Regions from separate parts of the Mus musculus genome. Here region 1 is linked to region 2. Evidence: chromatin contacts called from ENCODE Hi-C or POLR2A ChIA-PET data. All regions are on one chromosome and are shown on one strand. Each heading gives the region's core, a stretch centred on a gene start or an enhancer-like site at or near the end of the contact. The rest is flanking DNA. Distances are from core to core; before and after follow the strand shown. Region 1 holds the start of Gm16271 (predicted gene 16271). Region 2 overlaps Stab2 (stabilin 2).

What was found. Hi-C counts contacts between places; a loop is a spot of excess contacts on that map. ChIA-PET counts read pairs that join two places held with the same protein, here RNA polymerase II (POLR2A).
Region 1: a loop to region 2 is called in a map of gastrocnemius, with 2.5 times the contacts of the local background. The contact joins two enhancer-like sites. A Hi-C loop is called at or near these places in 1 of 37 maps with a recorded cell type or tissue (gastrocnemius). POLR2A ChIA-PET finds 5 or more read pairs at or near these places in 1 of 5 experiments (embryonic stem cell).

What each region holds. Positions count from the first base shown.
Region 1 is chr10:86,970,989-86,977,265 of GRCm38, forward strand. Stab2 (stabilin 2) reads right to left here. Exons shown (of 69, transcript NM_138673.3): 6 at 1,849-1,944. It overlaps Gm16271 (predicted gene 16271), which reads left to right and starts at 1,153. Exons shown (of 5, transcript NR_165263.1): 1 at 1,153-1,311. Within about 2 kb of position 4,332, at least 1 of the 3 ENCODE cell types and tissues checked has a DNase peak (open chromatin) inside an H3K27ac peak, as active enhancers do.
Region 2 is chr10:86,876,890-86,883,646 of GRCm38, forward strand. It overlaps Stab2 (stabilin 2), which reads right to left. Exons shown (of 69, transcript NM_138673.3): 45 at 1,941-2,060. Among named protein-coding and RNA genes, the nearest start is that of Gm16271, 92 kb to the right of the region's middle. Within about 2 kb of position 3,702, at least 1 of the 3 ENCODE cell types and tissues checked has a DNase peak (open chromatin) inside an H3K27ac peak, as active enhancers do.

The sequences.
Region 1 (6,277 bases), core at 3,082-5,581, 95 kb after region 2:
ATGTTTCTCCCAGCAACTTAAATAATCCAAACATAGCTCATGGCTTTGATGTAGTATCCTGCTTTATGGCTAGAGAACCATAATGTCAAACCATTGGGGTTTATGTTTATTTCATATAGAAGTTGGCATTAACTAGTTTAGGATCTACCAAAATTTATCCAATCTCAACATTCAGGTTATTTCCACCTTGTTTTCTCTTACAAATGCTATGCCATGGATTTATTGGTCTATAAATTCTTATCTAACCCTTCTCAGCCCTCCCCCTTTTCAGGGTAAATTACAGCATCACCCTGTAAGTCTGTGTTACAGTTGGTAGGTTCCTCCGCCTTAGCTGGTAGGAACCCACACCTTTACTGTCATAATCCATTTGCAAATGGAGGAATAGAATGGGCAAAAAATCATACCAAACAAAAGCACCCTCCATCTGATTTCCGCCTGGCTGTGTGTGTGTTATCGCAGTTACTTGTGGGTTCTTGCCCTGTGCTTATTGCTGCTTTTCACGTCTGATTCTGATTATTTGCTCTTAGGTCTATTTTTAAAAAATACTCCTGACATTAAAAAAGTATACCTGCCATGAGAATTGCATTTTTTTTGTCCCAGTCTTTATCTTATGGCTTGACAAAAATTATGCTTCACTTGGAAGCAAATTTGACATTCCTTCCATGGGAAGCTCTCTGGACTGGATCCCTGTCTTACTGAGAAGGTTTGCTCACAGGTCTCCTGGGTGGTAATGGGTGGTGTCAGGTGGACAGAGACTAGCTGAGGTCACAGAGAGGACAGCACCCCACCTGGGGTTAGTGTGAACTTTTTTCACAGGTTTGCAGGGCTGTGTTGAAAAGACAGAGGCTGACTGGTATATGTACTGGCCATATCCACAGTACATACACACCTTGGGCTTCCAATACAACGAGTCTGTCCTGCGTGGAATCCAAACTGTTCTATATTTTTTTATTCCATCGGAGACTATAATCCAGAGGGTCTGTTGAGTGACCATTTTGATTATTTTAAAAATCATCTCAGCTTCTAATTCACTCTGTGGAAACTGCTTTGCCATTGGCTGAGCTAGGACTGGGAGAGGCCTTTAACAGGGAGGTCAAAAGGGAATTTCTCTTTTCTAGACAGAATTAAGGTTTGCCAGTAGAGGGCGCTGGCAGTACAGCGTAGCAGGCAGGAGCGACTGGGCTGCAGGGTAGAGCGCTCAGTGGGGTGCCTCTTTTGTTTTGTTTTGTTTTTGCTGTTGCAGCTGTCCACAGGGCTCAGTGGGATTTCTGCCGGGCTGTGCACCCGGAGTGCACCGGTCTCATCTTTAAGGTCAGCCCCCCTGATTTCACTCACCCCTGCTCTTCATCTTCTAACCAGACCTAGTGTCATAGACTGTAAATAACTTCCCATGGATCCCAATGCTTTGGCCCCCATTTCTATTTGTCATTTCTGTGCCCTTGGGTAAGTAAGTCACCTGGCTTTGGAAACTCTGTTTCTGCCGTCGTCTGCGTTTGTTAATGAGTTTTTATAACTGAGGCGATACTTTGTCTTCTTTATGGACTGTCTACTGCCATGGCCCCTGTTGTCCTCCCAGCCTGAATACTTCGTTCAGTACCCCGCCCTTCATGCTGCCTTCGGCTCAGCCTTCCCTACAGCACGGCTCTTGCCAATCATCCACCCACTGCCTCCCCCCTCCCCCTTGCTCTTCTCTTTACCTCTTCTTACAATGTTTGCCTAGTTTTCGGCTCCCTCTTACGAAACATTTGACAGTCCATCAGCTCCAGTGGAGCCCCAGTAACAAACAGAAAAGAAAAAACACATCCCAGCATCTCTTTGGTCTGGTGTAGTGGGTGAAGAAACACTTACGCTTGTCACACCTGGGCCCCCTGTACGCAGACAAGCACTCACAAGTTCCGTCACCACTGATCCCGCTGTTGCACACACCATGGACACAACTGCACACTGTGGGCAGAAAATGAGGGTCTGTCATCATCTGATAGGGGTTCTCCTAAAGATCCTGGAAGGGTAACAGTCTCAGACAGCCCTTCTGTCTGTCTGTCGGTCTGTCTGTCTGTCTGTCTGTCTGTCTGTCTGTCTGTCTCTCCATGAGGTAGAGGAAACTCCCAGAGAACCTAGCTTAAATCCTGGCTATGTTTTTTTCTTTTATCCTAGTTGGGATTTTCAGAGTGTAAGGCAGACAATGGTTCCAAGGCTAACTGAGCATTAAGTAAGGATGTGGCTCTAAAGCTTGCTTGGCATCATCATGGACACTGGGCTTCTCTTTTCTACTGAGCTGTTTGCTACCCCGTTTGACTTGGTGTCTTTGTATGAAGAAGAGAGCTTCCCATGAGGCTGTCCTTGTGGGTGGCTGATATCTCTGTAAGCAGATCTTGCATGTTGAAGGCAGTGCAGGGAGTAGAAATGTAACAACACAGCAGGGCTCAGAAAGACTATGCCCTGGTTTCTGCTAAAAATAGATGGCTTCTCAGCCCAGTGATAGGTCAGGGTTGGCAAATGAAGGGCCTTTCACATAAATGGTCAAAGCTTCTGCATCCAGCTGCTGGCTCATCTGTTACACGGTTCACTAACAAGCTAGCCAGCAGCATACTGAAGCCAAGACTCCCGCAAAGCACAGAGTATGAGGTTTCTGTTGCCGCTGTAACAAACGGTCCTGAAGAGGAGCCAGACACAGTCCAAATGTATTTGACGGTTCTGGGGGACAAAATGTCCCATTAGATTAAAATCAAAGTCGCAGTAAGGCTGTTCTACAAGAATCGCGTGTTTCTAGATTCATGACCCTTTTCTCCACTTTCATGTGAAGTGCCAACTTCCTCTCATGCTGCTGTCTCTATGGTTACCTCCTCCACCCATGCTGGACCCACCTGGGCAATCAGAGCAATCTCCGTCCTGGACATCCTATTTGTTGCCTCACTGTCCCTATTCCTGTTCAGGTCCTTTCCAGTCTTCCTCTAGAAGCCACTGTTGCTGAAGCATTCTAGTGCACTGTCTCCAGCTGGTTGCCAGCCCATCCACTCTTGTATTTTTGCACATTTGTTTTCTATGTGTATAAGATGACTCCTGTTTGTTCCCATTCATCTTTGTAATGTAGCCAGCAAACTCAGAATACTGTAGTAGTCAAGTTTCCAACCTCAAAGAGCTCATGGAAGGAAATAGCTAATCACAGCACAGTGTGATAAATGTTACCACCCTATGCATCAATGGGAGCAGGCCAGGAAGAGGTGGGGTGGGCACAGGCTTCATGAAGACCACTGCAGGGGGAAGGAACACGTTCATCCTGAACTCAGCCCTCATCCCTCACACATGTATCCTGTGTGTCCAACACTCATGCACCCTGTGAGTCCAGCACCCACGAACACAGTGTGTCCTGCACTCGTGCACAGTGTGTCCTCATGCACCCTGTGTCTTCATGCACACAGTGTGTCCTCATGCACACAGTGTGTCCTCATGCACAGTGTATCCTCATGCACCCTGTGTGTCCAGCGCCCATGCACCCTGTGCGTTGGCTTCTCTACATCCCTTTGGTGTGGCATGTGAGGTCCCCCTCATCCTTCAAGGACATTTCACTTCTATGGTGCCATCCCAGGAGTCCCAAAGCAGACTCTCTGCTCCTCTGGGCTCCAGCAGGGATGGAAAAATTCTAAAAGGAGTAAAAGTTCTTGACTCTGAACTTTCAGCTTTCAGAACGAGTTGCCCAGTTTGAGCTGCCTTGTTACATTGGCCCCCAAAAGCTAATACGCGCATTTATCTTGATTGAGCTATTTCTTTTCTTGTTCACTTTTGCCTCTGAGGTATGTCCCTTCCTCTCCTTGCCCAAGACTGGACCTGTGCTTGCCTTTACTGGCCACTTGTTCTCTCGGGCATTTTGAGGTTTAATGCGACATGATACAGGTGAGACATTATTAATCCCACTTTACCAATGGAAAAATTGGGAGCTAACTAGCAAGTGCTTACTCACAGAGCTGAAGCACTTGATTTGTCACAGCCATCTTTAAATCCTGGTTTTTGTTTGTGGTGGTGGTGGATTTTTTTTCCCTGTTTTAGCGAAGCACGTTAGCGTCTACCGATGGCTGCAGCGCTTGGAAGAGCCAAGCTCTGGAGAAATCTCAAGCTAAGTATAGAACTGACTGGAGTGAGTTGGGATCTCAGCAGAGAGCATTCTTATGTAGATTTTAATAAAAAGATGCCAGTCAATTCAATTGAACAATATTCACCCAGTTTCTGCCCAGCAGCAGCAGGCATGAGGCATGCAAACACAGGTGACTAGTAATAATATCTCACTTTAAGGAGGTCACAGATTGGCAGAGAAGCCAGACCCTTAGGACTAGGTGATGACTAGTGTTCTGCACTTCCATGTAGCCAGTGGGAGATGGCGGTGACATGGGGGTGGGGTCTAGTGGGAAGACTGAATGGTCCCACGTGCTAGCCAGCGCTGTACTTGTTAAGCTTGCTCTCCAGGCTGTGTGCTGTGAGCCCCAACCGCTCTGGCATCGGCTTCCTGCTGTGTCCCATCATTCTGCACTGGGTTAACTGGCAGGCACAGACAGCCTCTGGAGCCCATGACACTGTCAAGAACGTGTCCTTGGGAAGGAGAAGCAAGGGGCCAAGGGATTCCCAGCTGGTCACCTAAAGACCTTGGTGCAATGTGAATTGGTCTTGGCAGACCTCTAGAGAAATGTGAAACTTGGGTGGTGTGACTTTTAAAATAGCTAAAACCGTGGCCATTTCAGCCACAGGGATGATGCGTAGCCCCCTAGAGCTTCTCTCTCTTATGTGTCCTTATAGAATCCTGTAAAGGCCAGGCACAGCACAGCACGATCATTCATCATATTTCCTGCTCCTTGGAGTAGGGACTTCATTGATCACTCAGAGAAGCACATCACCTGTTTTGTGTCTAATGCCTGGTGCATGCTCACCAGAGGTCAGACACCTCGGTTAAACCCTCTGCCTCTATAATGGGCACACAGCCTAGTGTTACCTGCTGGTGTTAGCTCAACAAGGCATACTGAGGATTTGAGATTATGGGTGGGAAACCTTTTTGTACCCTGCCAGGCACAGTAGGGTGTCATCAACAATATGTGGATGTGGGTTGATTTAGGGGGTTACATAGAGAAAGTGGGTTTTGCATTGGGCTCTCCATGAGAACAAGATGCTGAGTAGCTCTGGCCCTGGCAGCAAAGATGAAAGCTACCGACTGACTGGCTGACGTAGCTCTGAATCATCTCTAACCTATAAACAGCCTGGTAAGGGAACATCCTGGCAGCAGGGAAAAGTCAGCATTAAAAATAGATGATACCAGGCTGCAGAGATGGCTCAGCGGTTAAGAGCACTGGCTGGCTCTTCCAGAGGTCCTGAGTTCAAATCCCAGCAACCACATGGTGGCTCACAACTCATCTGTAATGAGATCCGATGCCCTCTTCTGGTGTGTCTGAAGACAGCTACAGTGTGCTCATACATATTAAATAAATAAATAAATAAATAAATAAATAAATAAACAAACAAATAAATAAATCTTAAAAGGAATAGATGACACCCAATATATAGGAGCGCCACCTGCTGGACCAGCACTGTAGTGGATGAGACAAGACCAGTACCTAGAAGGCACCTGGCTGGAAGAGTTTCTGAATCCTTGGGTCTTGCCCATGCTTCCATGGATACACTAAGAGCCTGACTGTGTTGTCACCCCCAGGAAGTAGATAACAGTCCTGTTTCATAATGAGGAAGGCTACCTAAGTCACACAGCATTTGACGATGGTTCGAGACTCAGGCTAGTCTGAATTCACTGGCCTCTCTCTTATCCATGATGCATGAAGGTGTTCTGTCCAATATGAGACTCACTGGCCACATTTGGCTGTTACTATTTAAATTCAGTAGTGAACTAAAGTTTAAAATTCAGTTCCTCAGATGTTTTAGCTCCGTTTCAGGAGCTCAGGGGCCACATGTGGCCCATGGATGCTAGGCTGGACAGTACACATGGAAAACATCACAGGGAGTTCTATGAGATCCAGAGCTTGAAGAACTTTTTCCTGGGTCTCTTTTTTAGGCTTAATTCTCTTAACAATAGAGTTTGGGGTCAGCAAGATGGCTCAGCAGGATAAGGTGCTTGAGGTAAAGCCTGACGACCTGAGTTCATTTCCCCAGACGGAGAGAACTGACCCCAGCAGTTTGTCCTCTGACCTCCACGTATGTACTGTGGCATGCACACACACATAAATGCACATGCTAAGTTTTAAACAAATGTAGTAAGAATAAATAATACATTCTATCCATTTAAATA
Region 2 (6,757 bases), core at 2,452-4,951:
ATGCCATGCGCTCTAGTTGAGTCAGCTTGACAAGCCGAGAGACTTGAAAGCTACTCTCGAGGCAAAAGAGTGTCACGGAAACTCGCTCCTGGAGTCTGGCATGCTCTCTAAATTTTCCATTCCCGCGTTAGTCTAGTGGATGGATCCACATGCTCTCTTTATTATAAGTGCCTTTTAAGATTGAATTCTGACATAGCTAAAGCCTTCCGCCAGTGTTCCAACAGTCCTAGAACGTCCTTGAGCTAGACAGTGACATTCAGAATAGCCTCTGGTATTACATTATCAATAAAAGCCAAGTTGCTCCCATATACAGGAATTTACAATGGTTTAGGAAGTAGATTGGGCTGTGGTTTTAGAGTATTGCATTATTTATGAGATGGTTAGCTAGAACGGAACTCCCTAGTTAGAACCATGACTTGGGTGTAAAAGCCCTTGTCCTAAGAGAGTAAAGACCTCCCACCTGGCTTCTAAGACTATAGCTGAGTTACACCCATACACACGTATTTACAATGGCCTAAGGGGAAGGTGGACTATTCAATAGACTAAAATAGGAACTATGGCAAGGGCACGAAGCCCTTGACCCTGGCTTCTAAGATTAAGCGAATCTTAGGTAGAGCCCTTTTTGATCCCAGTTGTTAACAATAAATTCTATCCCAGGTGGTTCCCCGTTAGACCTTTTGTGTTTGCATTCCTCTGTTTTATGTAAGATTCCGGTTACCTCATTTGTACCTTACAAATATGTCACCCAACTTCCTTATTGTCTTCTGCATAAAAAGTCTGATGCTCGATTTGAAAAATTACATTCAGATTCCACACGACCTCTCCTGTGTGCGTCTGTCTGTCAATTCATCCTACGCTTTGTCCACCCGAGACTAGAGACCCGTTCCACACAGACAAAGGGGCCCAGAGGGTCTGCGGCAGACATACATACCATAGCATACCCCATACCATATATTATATACACCATACACCACATACACTACACCATATTCCATACATAGACACACCCCATATACTACACATACACACACAATACACTATACACACCATATACCACAAACATGCCATACACACAGACATACACACCATATATCATACACACATATACCTCATATGCCACACACACACACAAACACACACATGCCATACATACCACTCATATCCACTGTATACCACATACATATACGATACATATATTACACACTACAAACACACCATCCATATACCATTCCACACATCCACACACCACACATAGTATGTCATAGTCACCATGCTCTGTATATGCATGTCACTCTACACACCTTATATCCACACTTACATTACAACACATACATGACCCACAGTCATCTCATTCTGTATACCACTCATACCATAAAGGTCCCTTCACACACCAACCCAAAGCACGGCAATGCTCTGTAATCTTACATGCTCTGTGCTCCTGACATCTATCACCATATTTAATTTTGTAATAACTTGGATAGAGTTGGTGTCCTTATTGTTTTCCAGACCCAGAGTGATGCATAGGAAAGTGACATCACAGACAAGGGGAGGTCTAAGAGGGTCAAACCCTTGCCAAGGAACAACCCCCGTAAAGGAGAGAATTGACTTCATAAAACTGTCCTCTGACTTCCAAACACATTTACCAACATTCAGCACCCCCTCCACTAATAAATTAAAAAAAAACTTTATAAAAAATACCAAGGAGGAAAAGTGACATCACTCCGTGTCACAGTGCCACTCCTGGGCAGAGTTCAATTTCAAACGCAGATGTTTCTGACTCTAGAGCTAGGCCAGTCCTAACTGTGACACCCTCCCCAGGCCGTAGGAATTTCCCTGGGCAAAGTTCTTTTCATTGCAACTGATTTATTTGCAAGTCCCCCGCAACTGGGATTCTCAGCAGTTTGGGAAGTGGAGTTGACTTCCTGGAGACTTGTCATTACCGAATGGATGCTGCCACGGCAGACGATTCCATCACCCGTGTAGTCTGGCTTGCAGGTACATGTCCTTTGATCTTGTTCTGTGTGATTGCAGAAGGCAAATGGACTGCAGCCGCCGTTATTCTGGTAAAGTTGCCAAGAAGTGGAGGAGGGATTTGGTCAGAGTAGGAAGTTAGTCAATTTTTGCTAAGCAATTTTGTGCTGAAATTCATTGAATATTACAGTTCAGTGGTAGAATACTTATTTGTCCTGTGCAAAGGCTGTGCTAAATCCCTAGTAACACACACACACACACACACACACACACACACACAGGCATGTGCATGCGCATAAATGCACACACATTTTGTCTTACTCCCCAACTTTGACCAGTCTTCCTTGCCTTTTTCGGACTTGCCTTACAGCCCCTTGGTTGTGGGTCATTATGTATGCAACCTTCTCTCACGAGACAGCAGGCTTGTATAACCAGATCTCTAGCCCTCCGTGGATAAGCACTCTGCATGGTTGACAGTTCCCATATTTAGGCCGAACTCTGATTTGGTCATAGGAAAGATGACAGAAAGCCACTAGGAAATGGAACCTATTGCCTTGTGCTCAAGAGCTCATGAGCCGTGGAAGAGCAGGCTAAAATACAAACACAGCTCAAGTGAGCTGCCATGGCGGCATCTCCACAGCCTCTGCTCCTGAGCAGCCTCCAGTGAGGAAGGAACTCGGAGCCAGGAAAAGCAGATCTATCCAGGAGCAGAGGAGCCATCAGACAGGCTTAATGCCTGCTGCGAGATCTTCCTGTCTCCTAGACTCTTTTCCAAAATACGTTCTGAGTAAAATGCTTGTCAGCATCCTAGAATCCTACCCCAAGAGGATAAAGTTCTGTTTGCTGCTTAGAAAAGCAAGCTCCTAAGCTTCCAGCCAATGAACCTGAACTTTGATAGCTGCAATACCCAGCAAACTCCAAGACCATACAGAAGAGTCTGGTCTTGTCACAGCCCTCTTGATTTCTGTCAACTCCAGAGGTCTAGGGGCTGTGGGTTATCCCCCCCCCCCCACCATGAGGGCACTCACTCCGTGTGGTTCTGGATACTTGTTCTCTGACCCACTCCTTCCTGCCCTCACCTAGTGCTCTCTACTCTTGAAACTGGCATCGAGGTTCTCTCTCTCTCTCTCTCTCTCTCTCTCTCTCTCTCTCTCTCTCTCCCTCTCCCTCTCCCTCTCCCTCTCCCTCTCCCTCTCCCTCTCCCTCTCCCTCTCCCTCTCCCTCTCCCTCTCCCTCTCCCTCTCTCTCTCTCTCTCTCTCCCTTTCCCTCATTTTCGCTCACTCAGCCTGTCATGACACACCAAGAAGGCATGTACCACAAGCTGGCATCCTGACCTTGGCTTCTAGAGTATGAGAATTAAATTTCTGTTCAGTTACTGAGGATTCTGTTGCAGCAGCACTAGAGGGACAGAGACTGTTTTGGAACGACCTCTCAGATGGGCCCACTGCCTGGCTCTTGGCACTTGGGGAGAAACACATGATCCTTGGGCAGCTCCACAACTATTTTGTTTGCTTATCCTGATGTTTAAAGAGTTTTTGCCTTCTCCTCTGAGTGATTACCATCATTTAAAAACTGAAAAAAAATCCACATTAAAATTTCTGTTCTTCTTACACAGCCAACACTGGCTGGCACTACTCAGAGCATCAGGGATCTGAGGCTCCGGAGATGGCATTCATTAGAGAGGCACCAAGTCTTCCAGCTTCCTGCTGGGTTCCCTGTTCCGCCCCTAATGACTTTGGAATTGAGAGCTAATTCCTGAACATTAGCTTGCAAGAGGGCAGCAAATGGCCTCTGGGCCTCCCTGGCAGCTATGTCCTAAGTCTTTGGCCAAAACAACACAGAACCACTATCAAATAGAGCCGGCTAGGCTGCCATTCTCATAACAACAGCCCCACATCCCAGCTGCCTCTGTGTCCTAGCTTCTTTATTGTCCTTATGATCACTGTTCTCCTGAGCTGGCCAGACAAAAACAAGGAGGCAAAGAGAGCTGCTCGGTGAGGGAGGGTTCAACTACAGTGGTCAATTTGGTTCTCCCAGCATCCACTGGGAGTGCACACGTAAAACAGTGCATCAAGGTGCTTGGTCTACAGTGAGGCCTAGAGTTAGACAGCTGTGGGTTCGAGCTCTGGTTTTGTCTTATTCTAGTTCTGTGATCTCAGATAAGGATCTTTTTTTCCTGCCAGCCAGAGGCAGGAAAGATTGTATCCACTCCAAACATGGCTAAGTCCTTAAGCCCTAGGTACCTGTCTGTGATTGTGACTTTCTTTAGAAAAGGATCTTCGTAGATGTCATTAAGGGTCTTGAGATGAGGTTTTTAAACTCACAGGTGTCTGTATAAGAACAAAAGGTGGAAGGAGAGAGGGAGGGTGAGAAAGAGAGAAAGAGAGAGGGAGAGACAGACATAGACACACAGATACACAGACACACAGACACACAGACACACAGACACAGACACAGACATAAACTGTAGTTTGCAGCTACAGCCAGGAATACCAGAGTCACTAGCAGCTGCAAGAGGCAAGGAGGCTGCCCCAGAGCCTTCAGAAACATCCTCGCTGACACTGCTTTTAGATTTATGATTCAAGAATCACATATAAAATTTTGTACCTAGCCTATGGTTACATTTTACAGCAGCCCTATTCTGATGGTGAGTTTGAACTGTCAATCTAGACTCAGCAATGGAGACCATGCATTAATTCATTACTTTCTGATCTTGGCTGTGGATATAATGTCACCAGTTCTCTCAAGCTCCCACCACTGTGACTTCTCTGCAGTGGTGGACTGTGACCTGGAACTGTGACCCAGATAAACCCCCTTTGCCCTAGTTTGCTGTGTTAGGGTAATTTTATCATGCAATAGGAAATGAAACTAAAATGCCTTGGAAAACAATTCACTGCTAGTCTTTTCATCAGCAAGTTGGGGGTAATTAGTCCTTGTCTCATTGGGGAGCAGAAGAATTGAATGAGAGAAATCATCAGTGTGTATAAATGTCATGTTGATCCAGGTTGTCAGAGGCCTGGATGACCCCAGTGTCCCAGATGTGACATGCCAGGGCATCAGGCATACTCCACTGGAGGCCTGGGCCTGGGATAGGTTGAGCAGCAGTAGATAGTTTATCCAGTTTCAGACTTAGTGAGATCCTGCTTGTTTGGTACAGCATAGATCCATATAGCTGTCTCTTGTGAGACTATGCCGGGGCCTGGCAAACACAGAAGTGGATGCTCACAGTCAGCTAATGGATGTATCACAGGGCTCCCAATGGAGGAGCTAGAGAAAGTACCCTTTAGGGATCTGCAACCCTATAGGTGGAACAACATTATGGACTAACCAGTACCCCGGAGCTCTTGACTGTAGCTGCATATGTATCAAAAGATGGCCTAGTCGGCCATCACTGGAAAGAGAGGCCCATTGGACACACAAACTTTATATGCCCCAGCACAGGGGAACACCAGGGCCAAAAAAATGGGAATCGGTGGGTAGGGAAGTGGGGGGGAGGGTATGGGGGACTTTTGGGATAGCATTGGAAATGTAATTGAAGAAAATACATAATAAAAATATTTTAAAAAAAAGAAAAGAAAAAGAAGTCATGGGAGAATCAGCAGATATATTTTGGGGAGGGATGCAGGCTGCTCGTAACAGGACTGCCATGAGGTCATGACATTCGTGTTCCTGGATCCTGGAATCTCTCTAGATGCTTACTGATACAAGATAACATATCTGAGATAAGTAGGACCTTTTAGACTAATTGTGTGCTCTCTTGGGCACATTCTCCTTAATATCATGGAAGATAGCTTACTCAGGGAAGATATATCAAGTCTGGGTAGTAGAAGCTATGTTCAGGCGTGTGCATGCGTGCATGTGTGTTCTGCGTGAAAGACGGGTGAAGAACGGACAGTTGTTTTCATATGAATGTTGCAGGGTTTTGTTTGCTTGTTTGTTTAACTAATTAATCTTTAAGAGCTGTTTTAGGCTTACAGGAAAGCAGAGTGGAAAGTGCAGACTTTCCTGTAGAGACTCTGCCACTCCCTGGTTTCCCCCATCACTAAGGCCTTGCACTTGCTGGGACTGAGGCACTGGTGTTAAAGTCCATAGCTTGCATGCTGTCCCACTCCTGCTGGTGTACATTCTGTGGGGCTTGACAAGTGTATAATGATGTGTCCATTATTTAAGCCTCCTCTCGGTAGTTTCTTATCCCTAAGACTCCCATGCTCCCCTTGTTCACCCCACCCCTCTCACTCCTGCTCACTGATTGATCTTGCTGTCTCTGCAGCATCTCCTTTTCCACAGCATAATTTCTTGTTGTTTGTCCATGTTTGAACTGACTTTCTTCCTCATTAGGTACATAAAGAATAAACAAAAACCATACTCGGGCAGCATACCCAGTCACTGGCTAAGGAACCAGATTTTTTTTTTTTTTTTTTTTTTTTTTTTTTTTTTTGGTTTTTCGAGACATGGTTTCTCTGTAGCCTTGGCTGTTGTGGAACTCACTTTGTAGACCAGGCTGGCCTCAAACTCAGAAATCCGCTTGCCTCTGCCTCCCAAGTGCTGGAAGTAAAGGCGTGCGCCACCACTTCCGGCTAGGAACCAGATTTTGACAAAATCCTAAGGCTTGTTAGTTGACTCACGAATGCTTTATAGCCCCTCCCATACTTTAGGAAATGAATCCAGCTTGCTTTAGGACGCTTGCATCAGATGAATGCCAGAGCAACTCTGTGCACTTAGGTCCCTTCTGAATCTTGTAGCCAAAGGGACAGGTTGTGGAGAGACTCTGTTCTCTCCATCCTT